3 separate regions of the Mus musculus genome follow, and all the other regions are linked to region 2. A link is a contact called in ENCODE Hi-C or POLR2A ChIA-PET data. All regions are on one chromosome and are shown on one strand. The core of a region is the stretch at or near the end of the contact, and the rest is flanking DNA. Distances in the headings are between cores, read along the strand shown. Region 1 has its middle 34 kb from the start of Ahnak. Region 2 holds the start of Eef1g (eukaryotic translation elongation factor 1 gamma). Region 3 holds the start of B3gat3 (beta-1,3-glucuronyltransferase 3 (glucuronosyltransferase I)).

Region 1 (3,608 bases), core at 1,052-3,551, 56 kb before region 2:
TGGACTATGTGCCCCTGCACACAGCACTAACCCTGTCTGAACTTGCCTATTAAATGCAAATTAGGGCCCACCTTGTGGCGTTGTGTGTGACTTATAGAACACTTAACCTAGAGTTAGCAAGCAGTTCATGGAAATAATTCATACATACAATTTTTACTATACATTGAGCACACTGTACTATTCACGATGCAGAAGTTGGAGTTTATTAGGAAGAAGGTATGCATGTTGATTTACATTATTCTCATAATGCTGTAAGAAGAATTCCATACCATCTCCTTCTTTTCATCTTACAGAAAAGGAAATTCCATATCTGTCTCCTGACCTGAGTCCTAAGGAACGAACCCCGGACCTGAACACGCCACGCAAAAAACTCTACCAACTAAGTTTTATCTCCAGCCTTATGTCACAGATTTTGATGAGTTACCAAGGGTCCCAAAAGTCCCCAAAAAGAACCTTTTTTTTTTTTTTAATGGTTTCTCATTGGGGAACGAGGCAGAATACAAAGGAGACAACAGAGAAAGACATCATGTCTGCAGTAGCAGACAGACACTGAATCTGGAAAACCCAATAATAGCCCCATCTGGGGCTCCTCTAAGCTGCTCCTCTGGAGAAGGGAAACATTAGTAAAATCTAGATCTATCTCCATATCCACAAGGCCTCATAAAATTAAGAAAGCATCTTCCATCTAACTTCTTTTTTGTTTGTTTGTTTGTTTGTTTAGTTTAGTTTTTGTTGTTGTTTTGTTTTGTTTTTTTAAGACAGGGTGTAGCCCTGGCTATCCTGGAACTCACTTTGTAGACCAGGCTGGCCTCGAACTCAGAAATCTGCCTGCCTCTGCCCCACAAGTGCTGGGATTAAAGGTGTGCACCACCACAGCCCGGCTTAATGGTTTTTCAAGTCAGGATTTTTCTGTGTAGCCCTGGTCAACCTGAAACTCAATCTATAGACCAGGCTGGCCTCTAACTCAAAGATTCACCTGCCTATGTCTCCTGAGTGCTAGGATTAAAGGTGTGCACCATCACCACCCAGCATTTGATAGCTATTTTTAAATAACTTAAAAATAGTTTTTAAAAAATAGCTATTTTTTAAATTATTTAATGTGTATGATTATGTTGCAATATTATATGTATGCATAGCACACGTGTCCCTGGTGCCCTAAGAGGCCAAGATGTATATCAGATGAGAAACTAGAGTTTTGGGTCATTGTGAGCCAACTTGTGGGAACTGAGCTGAGATCTTCCAGAAGAATATTAACCTCTGAGTCCCAAGATTTCGTTTTTTAATGTATGTGTATGAGTGTGAAACTTCATGTGCATATGTGCGCCATATGCATACATGAGGCCCTGGAGGTCAGAAGAGGGTGTCAGATCCCCAGGAACTGGAACTGCAGCTGGTTGTAGGTGGCCATGTGGGTGCTGGAACTGAATCCAGGACCTCTACAAGAGCAATAAGTGTTCTTAACTACTGAGCCATCTCTCCATCCCCAGTTATTAGTTGTTTGTTTGTTTGTTTGTTTGTTTGTTTGTTTTTTGAGACAGGTTCTCACTATGCAACCTTGGCTAGCTGGACACTCAACTATATAGACCAGGCTGACCTAGCATTCACAGAGAATCCACCTGCTTCTGCCTCCCCAGTGCTGAGATTAAAGGCATGTGTCGCCATGCTTGGCTCTAGTTTTTATTATTATTCCCTTAATACTTTCTGAGACAAGAAAATGTCTAAGATCTACAGATTTCAAGAGATTTTTTATGCCCCCCCCCGCCCCCCGAAACTCCCCCTTCCTTCAGGAAACTATCAAGGGGGAGGAAAAACAATTTAGTTTCTAAAATCTGAAAGCTTTGATTTCCCTAGGCAGGATCATCCCTTCTAGGCTCTGAGTAGAGCCTCACCTCTCTGGACTGTGAGATGGAGTGGGTAGTGCCTACTTTCCTGGGTGGAGCTGAGAACACAGTGTGAAATGTCCTGAAGATAAAGCACTTGTGCACTAAAAGTCTGTCCAAAAATTTAAAAAAAAAAAAAAAAAAAAAAAAAAAGAAGGGTTCTTCATCTGTAACCCTTTCCAACCTCAACCGTCCTACCGGGAAGTCTTTCTGTGCTGGCCAGACCTCAAACTTGTTGTGGAAAAAAACAGAGGCATTTATGGGGAAACGAAACCGCCCTCCTGGGCAGAATGTTCCCCCACACATTTGCTGTGGCACAAGGCTGCTACTCTGCAGGGAGCATTCAGCCTCAGGAGGCCCCTGAAGCTGCCTGACGCCACAGGGTGATCCAGAGGCTGGTAAACAGCTCCTGGTATTCCCAGCTCTGTGGCAAGCATTCATGCACAGAATTCTTTGTCCTCGTGAGCAAAGACAGAAAGCTGCTGTGTGCTGCAAAGCCCTAGGCCAGAGCCCCACTTTCAAAATCCCCAACCAGAGATCACGCCAAGGCCAAGCATGCCACCAGCCTCCAGAGTGCACTTGCGAAATAAACTTGCCCAAACTTGGACTTCTCGCTTGAAAACTTAGATTTACTTGTTAATTCTGAAGGGAAAACATGGCAAGATTACAAGGAAGAAGTCTGGCAAGCTCCTACTTAATTGGCACTAGTACACTCACATGCCTTCAGAAGGATGAGCTAAAAGGCACCTAACATTTACTTCTATGAGTGTCCTACCCGCAAAGGTGCCACCTGATGTGATCATAAGGAACAGCATCAGACACATCACACAAAGGGATATTGCTACAAAACAACTGGCTCCATACCCTTCAAAAGGATCAATGCCAGGCCAGCAAGAGGGGAGCAAGTAAAAGTACTTGCTGCCAAGCCTAAGGACATGAGTTCGATCCTCAAGACCAAAGATCCCATGTTCCAAGGTTTGTCCTCTGTCTTCCACACTTGAGCCATGTCTCCCACACTCAGACACACAGTCACTCACTCATACTCATACACTCATACACACATTAAATATTTTTTAAAAGGAAAAGATATTGCAGCTGCTGGGGTCGTTGTATGCACTTGTAGTCATAGCTTTGGAAGGCTAAGGCAAAAGCATTGTGAGTTTGAGGTCAGCCTGAACTACAGAAGGACCTTCTGGCCAACCTGAGTTACATAGTGAGACCTTCTAGGTTGAAGAAATAGTGGCTCACACCTGTAATCCCAGAATTGGAGAGCCTGAGGCAAGAGGATCAGCATTAGTGTGAGCCAATCATACACAGGGAGTTTCAGGGCAACCTAGGTAACAAGTATAAGACTCTGTGCTAGAGACAGCATTAAAAACAAAGCAAAATAATAGATTGAAATCATGGAGAAGAGAACACAATTCCAAGGGGGACTCAGAAGCCTAGCTGGGACAAAAGGTCAGCTCTGTTAAGGAAACTACAGGGATAAGCAAGAAACTTAAGAATGGATGATATGAATGATAGATCGAAGTAAGACTTACTAAATGTAGGGGGCTGGTGAGATGGCTCAGTGGGTAAGAGCACCCGACTGCTCTTCCAAAGGTCCAGAGTTCAAATCCCAGCAACCACATGGTGGCTCACAACCATCCGTAACGAGATCTGACGCCCTCTTCTGGTGTGTCTGAAAACAGCTACAGTGTACTTACATATAATAAATAAATAAAATCT
Region 2 (4,028 bases), core at 196-2,695:
TAAAATTTCTTTAAAAAAATATATATATAAATAAATACACACACACACACACCATGGGGGCCATCTCCAGAATAATGGAATTCTAGAGATCCCAGATGCTTCCCCACTCACCTTGCCGGCAGGAAATTTTCGGAGAAATTCAGGGGTGCGGTTGGTTTGGCCAAAGTGGAAGTGGGGTGGTGCGGAGAGCACGCGGACCTGAGCCCCGCTGTACTGAGCAGCGATGAGGGCCTTGAAGGCCCTCCAATTTTCAGGGTATGTGTACAGGGTCTACAAGAGAAAGGGTGAAGGATGGACTAGAGGCAAGGAACCCTGAATGCCACTCCCCACGCACACTTCCATGCAATTCCAATGTGCACAGCTTAGATTCACTCCTAGTGAACCGAGTATGCCCCATGTAATCAGAGTCCTCTGAAATACCAAGAAGAACATCCCAGCTGCTAAATAAAGCTTACCGACAGATGTGACCTCTCTTAAGGACATCTCTAGAGGCATTCTTCCCTTCAAAACTTCTGGTCCCATCTGCCTAAACACACGAACACTCACACCCATCTCTCCCAGAACCCTTGTTTCATTCATTGGCGGTGACCCGGAGTCTAACTACTTCCAGGCTGCTATCACTTCAAAAGCACACACACAGACCAAGGGATTTCAAAGTTCCCCTCAGAATCGACACGCTGAATTCTAATGTTCATCAGTTATTCTTCCTGAAATGCCTTTCTTTGCACATGGCGAATTAGCAACCCTCTGGTCCTGTCCTGCAGTGAGTTCCCAGTTGTCTCCCTACTAAAATCTCACCAGCAGGGTCCATATGGGCTCACTTCACCCCCCCTTTATTCCTCTGGCTCCCAAACCTCCCCGAAGGTCAACTCCCAACGTGCCAGTCGCCCCTTCCCACAAAGACCCTCTCCTTTCCACGTCCTCGTTGTTGTCCCACAAAACGGTGGCAAAAGTTCCACCAACCTGCTCAGACGCCACACCTCAAAATGGCAGTGAGGTTAAACACTTTTTAAAGGTCCAGACAATGGAGACCCAGCATCTTTTTTCTCCTCAACCCCAGAACGTTCCACCTCTAGCCTCTGAGCCCCAGCCTCAGTTCCCCTCCAGGCCCTAGAAACCATGCTCTCCGACCGTACGGCTTGTGAACCCCAGATCGGCTCGCGGCTTGGGTCTGAAACTCCCCTGGCGCCGACTGGCCCCACTCAGGCAAAGGATGGCGGTGGATAGGGTGACCCTAATCACCGGAGCCGGCAAACTTACCCCAGCCGCCATGGTGATTCCGCAGAGAAAGGGGGTGGGGCTGTCGGTGCTGCCGCAAAGTAAGCCGCAAAGGAGACAAGGGAGGAGGAAAGGAGAGAGCAGTGTGGAAACAGCGGCCGGAAAGCGAGGACGGCATAAAAGGCATACGCACGACAGTTCCGTCTACAGCCCCGCTGAGTTGGAAAAAGCGAGGGGTGGGGCCCGCAGCCTGGAGCGCAGAGAGCGGGCGCCTGCGTAGTATAACTCTGGACGATCCTGCCCCGCCCGCGTCGCCGACCAATCGGAAGCCTGATAGGAGACGGAGCTCACCCAGGGAGGGGAAAAGTGTGAGAACCCGGCGGAAGCACCGCCCCTCGAAGGCTGGTATCTGGAACCCGTGACAAACTACAGGAACTGCCTTAAGGAAGGGGTGGCAATTTACTGAATTCCTTTTGTTCCTGTTCGGGTTTTTTCTGTAAAGGGTCTGTCTGTTCAGCTGGGGCCCACGGCCGAAAACATCTGAAAGTAGGTCTGCTCCGATTAAACTCCGTGCTGTTAAAACTTACACAACAAAGCAGCACGGACCAACTTGCCACGTCACCAGCACCACTCAGGCTTGGCTGCGCCCCAGAGGGTCGGGTAAGGCAGCCCAGTTCTGATACAATAGTTTACACATATCCAAATTTGAAAATAAATCTTGACTCCAGCTTATGGGCAATTTGAACTCTCTTTCACGTTAAAGGATAGAAAAGACAAACCCTAAACCCAAATTTGTGGTTCCCATCACCTGGAGCAGCAGGACAAGTCTCGTGTGGGCAAAGGTTGTTCTCAGAAATCAGTGCCTTTGCCTCGTGGAGGTGGCACTCCCTAGGAAAGTGCTGGCAAGTGGGAAGGAGAGCTCTGAAGTGGAAGTCATAGGACTGTTTTAGAGTAGTCAGGCCAGAAGCTACATTGAGGCAAAGAAAAAAGGCGTTACCAGGAGGAAAACAAAGACCTCGTAATGGTCTTATGAGGGAGTATGCAAAAGAACATTAAATGTCTGTATGAAATAAACTAGCAGCTTTATTGTTTTTGAGGTTTGGTTCCTCACTTGAGGAGATTTTTAAGTGCTTGAGGGATAAAACCCTGTAGAAAATGATGAAGACCAGGGAACAGGCCTTGGGAGTCCTGGAGTGGGGCCACAGTGAGTGTCTGCTCAGCCTGGGAGGCAGATGCCACAAAGCTGAGGAGGGGCTCCCCCGGCGGCCTCTCTTGCTCACTATTGGGTCCTTTTAGTTCCTGGGTCACACGAGCTTCCATTGCCAGCCACTCTGCTCCTGTGGTGGGACCTCCTCTACCTTCTTCCTTGGTTTGTTGCTGTAATCGTCTCCGGGCACGCCGCCTCCCCTGCCATACTTGGTGCCACAAGGCACAGCGCCAGCTCACTGATGATGGGTGTGATGCCTCCTTCCCTGTCTCACCCTGAGACCCTTCTCCAGCCACTTCAGGTTTCATGGGATTATGCTCAGCTGCCTTGTCTAGACAGTTTGCAGTCATCAGGGGCAACTCCTCCTCTGGTGGTCCCGAGTGCAACAAGGCCCAGTCCTGAGGTGTCTCTCGAACCTCTATTACCATTTCTTCTACCTCATTTTCACTGTGGTCCCCTGCACATCCCTGTGGCTCCTCTTTCCCTTCCTCGAAGCTCTTTTCTTGCCCACCAAGTCTCTGTCTTTTGTTCACCCCTCCCAAGGGAGAGTCTTTAATTCTGGCACCTTCTGACCGTCGTCTCTTGGTTCCCTGTTCTATGTGGCATCCTAGTGCTTCCCTTAACACATCCACCAAAGCCATAATGACCTGTGGAAAGGGGGCAGAGGGTAAGGGGATGAGCTTGGCAGACAGCAGGGAGCTAGGGGAGCTGGGCTGCAAAAGCGGGAGCAGTCCCCAGTCCCGGCCCCGGGAGGAACGCTGCTGGTACTGGAGACTTCGGCAGTAACTGGCTGCTGCCCCACAACAGCTCTGCAGACGTTTAGCCACCCGGCCGGTCACATTGGCTGCAACATTGTGACTCAGGTCAAAGGGGTCCTGGAGATTCATGGGGCCAAGGCGCAGCCCTTCCCAGAGATCAGAAGGCAGGCCCTCTGCCACCATCAATGGCCGACCTTCCCGCAGGGACAGCAGGGAGCCAGAAAGATCCAAGCAAGATACGCAGGAGAAGAACTGGGCCAGCAGGGAACCTGATGGAGGCAGATTAGAAAAAAGGGGGTCACCTGGAAGCCATAACTGGGACATCCCTGCAGCTACTTCAGTGGGACTCTCTTCCCTTCATAGGACTTCAGAAGTGTCCTGAGAAACCCAGCCATGCCCTGCCTGACCCAGATGCTTCTGCTTGGCCTAGAGAGCAGGGAAACTGGGGAATACACCTCTTACTTGCCTGCCCAAGATACGTGTTTTTCCATCCATAAAACAGCTGCCATAGGCTACTATGAAGACCATGCCTTACACACAAGTATAATATATGTCTCTTATTCTTGAGCATGCCTTGCACACAAGTATATGTCCCCTATTCTTGAGCCTGTCATCACAATCAGTTTTCTACCAGGTTCCCCAGACTCACTGAGAGGCTCCACGTTGGTGCTGGGCTCCAATCTTGAGGCATCCTTAGGGAAGCTACAGTCCCAGCCATCAACTTCTACCTGTTCCCCTTCACCTGTGACAGTAAGAAGAGACAGTCAGCCCAGAGCCAGTCAGCCCAGAGTCTGCCATTGATGGTGGCAGAGGGCCTGCCTTCTGATCTCTGGGAAGGGCAGAGC
Region 3 (3,667 bases), core at 391-2,890, 47 kb after region 2:
ATTAACCCTCTTCCTGTTCAATACAGAGCTCCTGAGTGTACCAGAGCCGTACCTGGCGTAGGTGGGGGTAATGACATAGATAGTAGGCAGGGCCTCAGGTTCAGGGGGCTGGGCTGGGACAGGGGGTGGGCGACGGAGATCAGCTTGCAACTGGGATATCCTCAGGTCCTTCTGCCGAAGCTGCTCAGCTGCAGCTCGAAGCGGAGGGAGGCAGTCGCAAGGCTGGCCTGGTACCAGGAAGCACCAACAGGGTGAGCAAGTTGTGACAGAGAACCACAGGATAGTAAGTAGTTCAAAAACCCAGGCCAATTCTTTTTAATTCCTAGCCAATACAGAAATTCCCTTGTAACTTGCTTTTTTTTTTTTTTTTAGAATGGTGTCAGAGACTCTTCACCTTTCACTGTTACTGTGTTACTGTTTTAAGGTAGGTCTTGCTATAATGGCTCCAAGCTGACTGACCTCAGACCTTTAACCCACTGACCTGTTTCCCAAACGGTGTGCCACAACATTCAACTCTTCAATTTTAACCAGTTCCATCTGTCACTCTATTTTTCTTTGCTGGGGCTCCAACCCAGGGCCTTACACTTGTGAGTGTTCTACCACTGTGCTACACCCTCAGCCCTGCCACTATTTTCACTAGTACATTTCGACGATTATCTGTCAGCCTTTCTGTCCTTTCTACCTTCTGATCCTAATTTTACCTTCCACACATAAGGAATATAACAGTCTGAACTAGAGGCTCTCCTGTAATGGCACTACCTGAAAAGCGTTTACCAAGCTCCCACATAAAAGGCTGGATTCAAGGCGCTCCGTGGTCACGTGACCACTGACTTGTCAGTAAGTTCACAGATTCCATTACACGACAAATATTTATTGAATAAAAGGGGGGGGCAGTCCCTACTCCCTAGCTACTTTAGTGGAAGAGGTAGACACTAATAAAGTCATTACAAATTGTGATATGGGCCACTTAGAAAATTAAAAGAGATCAAGACTAATAAGGGTTACTTGAGCTAAGGTGGTCAGGGAAGTCCTGATGTGACATCTGGCCTAAAACCAGGATGAGAAATAGATGGCCTGGAGGTGGGGAGAGCACAGCTGGTCAAAAGCTGGAGGGGACAATGAACCAGGGGGTTCTCAAAAACCTATCAGCAAGCCGGTCTGAGAGGCAGAGCAAGGGGAGGGTGGAAAATAGGTTGCTTGGCGGCGGCGGGGTCATTTGGGGCTTGACCGGTATCCGCGGAGTTGCAGACTGCCGAGAGTTCTACACAAGGGGTCACCGAGGGCTGTCCCGAGGGCTGAGCGAGCGGGAAGCCGCTGTCTGCGGGTCTCATCCCCAGCGCCTTGGGCCGGCCCTCCGCACACCGCCCCGCCCCGCCCCGCTCACCGAGCTGCACCAGAGCGTAGAGGAGGCCGGCGATCGACACCAGGAAGTAGGCAAGAAACACGTTCTTCAGCTTCAGCTTCATGGCCGGTGCCACCGGGGCAGGCGGGGTCCACCGGGACCGGCAGGGACAGGTCCGCCCGGCCCTCCGCCCTCCCGCCGGCCCCGCCCCGGCCGCCCGGGCCGCGCCCCGCCTTCCCCAGGCTCCCTTACTAGTTCCCGGGAACGCGGGACTCTGAGCGACACCTGGGACCACTTCCGGCTAGTGGCGTCCCTCCCACAGGCAGCTTCCGGTCCCGCCTCCTGGTAGGCCATTCAGGGCGTTGACGCTATATCCGCTGGGTCAAGCGGTCGTGGCAGGCTGACCAAGAGCTTGTGTGGCCTAGCTCTATAATCATCTTGAAGCTCCCAATTGAGCACAAGCTCCACCCTTGTCACTGAGTTTTCTAGACTCACTCAACCATCCTTCAGCCTCAGCATTGGCTGCTTAAAGAAACGGTTGTTCATTACTTGTTCAACCAATGAGTGAAATCTAAAACGCACCAGGTGCTTGGCTAGGTCGTTTCCAGTGATTCTCAATCTTCCTAATACTGGGACCCTCTAATACAGTTCCTCATGATTTGGCATCCTCCCCATCATAAAATTCATTTTGTTGCTACTTCAAAACTGTAATTTTGCCGTTAGGAGTTGTGATGTAAATGTTTTCTAATGGCATTCCTGCTGGTCCCTCCTGCTTTGTGCTGATTGTCCTGGTTGTCTGTTAGGTTGTGCCACCGCTGCTTCGTGTTCGCTATCCCTACTCTACCGAACTGAACTGCTGATAGATTCATGAAATGTCTGAGTGGATCAAGCTGCCACTGCTAGCCTGTGAAGTGAACTGCAGATTTCCAGACAACAGACAAAAGCTACTCCAAAGAATCTTTCTAAACATGTCCACATCCCCCGTATCTTTCATTTTCCACAACCTCTGGTGGGTGGTGGACTACAAGGGAGGTTAAAGTGTTTAAGAATCATCATTAAAAATAGGATTTGAAAACAGTTACACATGTTCGTGAGGACCAGAGGACTTTGGAGTTTTAGCCTTGGGACCTCAGGTTTGGTGCTCTAACTGTTGAACCATCTCATCAGCCTTCCAATTTTAGGCCAAAATTATGTCATTACCATGGGACAATTTTTAAAAGTTCCTTCTAGATTTTCCGCTCCACGAGCTGTAGTTTCTTCAGGGTCACCTCTCTTCAGCAAGTGACTACAGAGCTAAAAGTGGGTACCAAGTCTACACTACAACAATGATACTTTATTCACGGATATGTAACAATTTACATATTTAGTCCAGGAAGTAGCTTGTCTAATATGCAGTTTTTCTTTGTCCCACCCCTACCCCCAAACCCCCATCCCCGCCCAAAACAAGGTTTCAGTTTCTCTATTTAACCACCCTGACTGTTCTGGAACTCACTTTGCTAGCTAGGCAAACTCAAGAGATCTGTCTACCTCTGCTGGGATTTAAGGGGCATACACCACCACTGGCCAGCATGTGCACTAGTTTCTATCACCAAAAAAACCTGGGGTAGTGGTACATGTCCGCAATTCCTGGACAACATTGAAAGTGGAGGTAAACTCCACTATATCTCAAGATGGTCAGCATGGCAATGGTGGCACACGCCTTTAATCTCAGCACTTGGGAGGCAGAGGCAGGTAGATTTCAGAGTTCTAGCTTGGTCTACAGAGTGAGTTCCAGGACAGCCAGAGCTATACAGAGAAACCCTGTCTCAAAAAAGAAAGAAAGGAAGAAAGGAAGAAAGGAAGAAAGGAAGAAAGGAAGAAAGGAAGAAAGGAAGAAAGGAAGAAAGGAAGAAAGGAAGAAAGAAAGAAAGAAAGAAAGAAAGAAAGAAAGAAAGAAAGAAAGAAAGAAAGAAAGAAAGGAAGAAAGGGAAAGGGAGAAAAGAAATATAGTCAGCCTAGGCTACCTGGAACCCTGTCCTATTACACAAACTGTTTCTCTTTGCTGAACAATAAATAGTTTCAACATATATTCAATAAAAAAAAACTCACAAAAGAAAATACTATGTTCCTACCAGTAACTATGTTTCTGTTTCAATGTTACATCATAATAAAAACATTTAAAACTCCTTTCATTTAGCTCTGTAAAAACCATTTAGGAATTATCTAGTCACCCTATCATACAAAACAAAATTTCAGAACTTTTTTTCCTGTAACCAAGTATCCACTACTTGTCCTTTCTCCAATCTTCCCAACAATAGTTTTGAGACTTAGTCCAGAATAGCCTTC

Evidence for each region. A loop is a pair of places that touch in the nucleus more often than their neighbours do. ChIA-PET counts read pairs that join two places held with the same protein, here RNA polymerase II (POLR2A).
Region 1: POLR2A ChIA-PET joins it to region 2 with 11 read pairs in Patski. The contact joins the enhancer-like site here to the promoter of Eef1g in region 2. POLR2A ChIA-PET finds 5 or more read pairs at or near these places in 4 of 5 experiments (Patski and embryonic stem cell).
Region 3: a map of gastrocnemius shows a loop between it and region 2 (4-fold over the local background). The contact joins the promoter of B3gat3 here to the promoter of Eef1g in region 2. A Hi-C loop is called at or near these places in 3 of 37 maps with a recorded cell type or tissue (T-helper 2 cell, gastrocnemius and heart). POLR2A ChIA-PET finds 5 or more read pairs at or near these places in 4 of 5 experiments (Patski and embryonic stem cell).

What each region holds. Positions count from the first base shown.
Region 1 is chr19:9,021,909-9,025,516 of GRCm38, reverse strand. It overlaps a transcript of Ahnak not described here. Among named protein-coding and RNA genes, the nearest start is that of Ahnak, 34 kb to the right of the region's middle. Within about 2 kb of position 2,301, at least 1 of the 3 ENCODE cell types and tissues checked has a DNase peak (open chromatin) inside an H3K27ac peak, as active enhancers do.
Region 2 is chr19:8,964,458-8,968,485 of GRCm38, reverse strand. It overlaps Eef1g (eukaryotic translation elongation factor 1 gamma), which reads right to left and starts at 1,445. Exons shown (of 10, transcript NM_026007.4): 1 at 1,261-1,445; 2 at 112-270. The coding sequence starts at 1,272. It overlaps Tut1 (terminal uridylyl transferase 1, U6 snRNA-specific), which reads right to left. Exons shown (of 9, transcript NM_197993.3): 8 at 3,833-3,925; 9 at 2,276-3,452. The coding sequence ends at 2,326.
Region 3 is chr19:8,918,366-8,922,032 of GRCm38, reverse strand. B3gat3 (beta-1,3-glucuronyltransferase 3 (glucuronosyltransferase I)) reads right to left here and starts at 1,640. Exons shown (of 5, transcript NM_024256.2): 1 at 1,385-1,640; 2 at 53-227. The coding sequence starts at 1,466. It overlaps Gm36629 (a long non-coding RNA gene), which reads left to right and starts at 191. Exons shown (of 3, transcript XR_003952913.1): 1 at 191-283; 2 at 373-424; 3 at 716-3,434.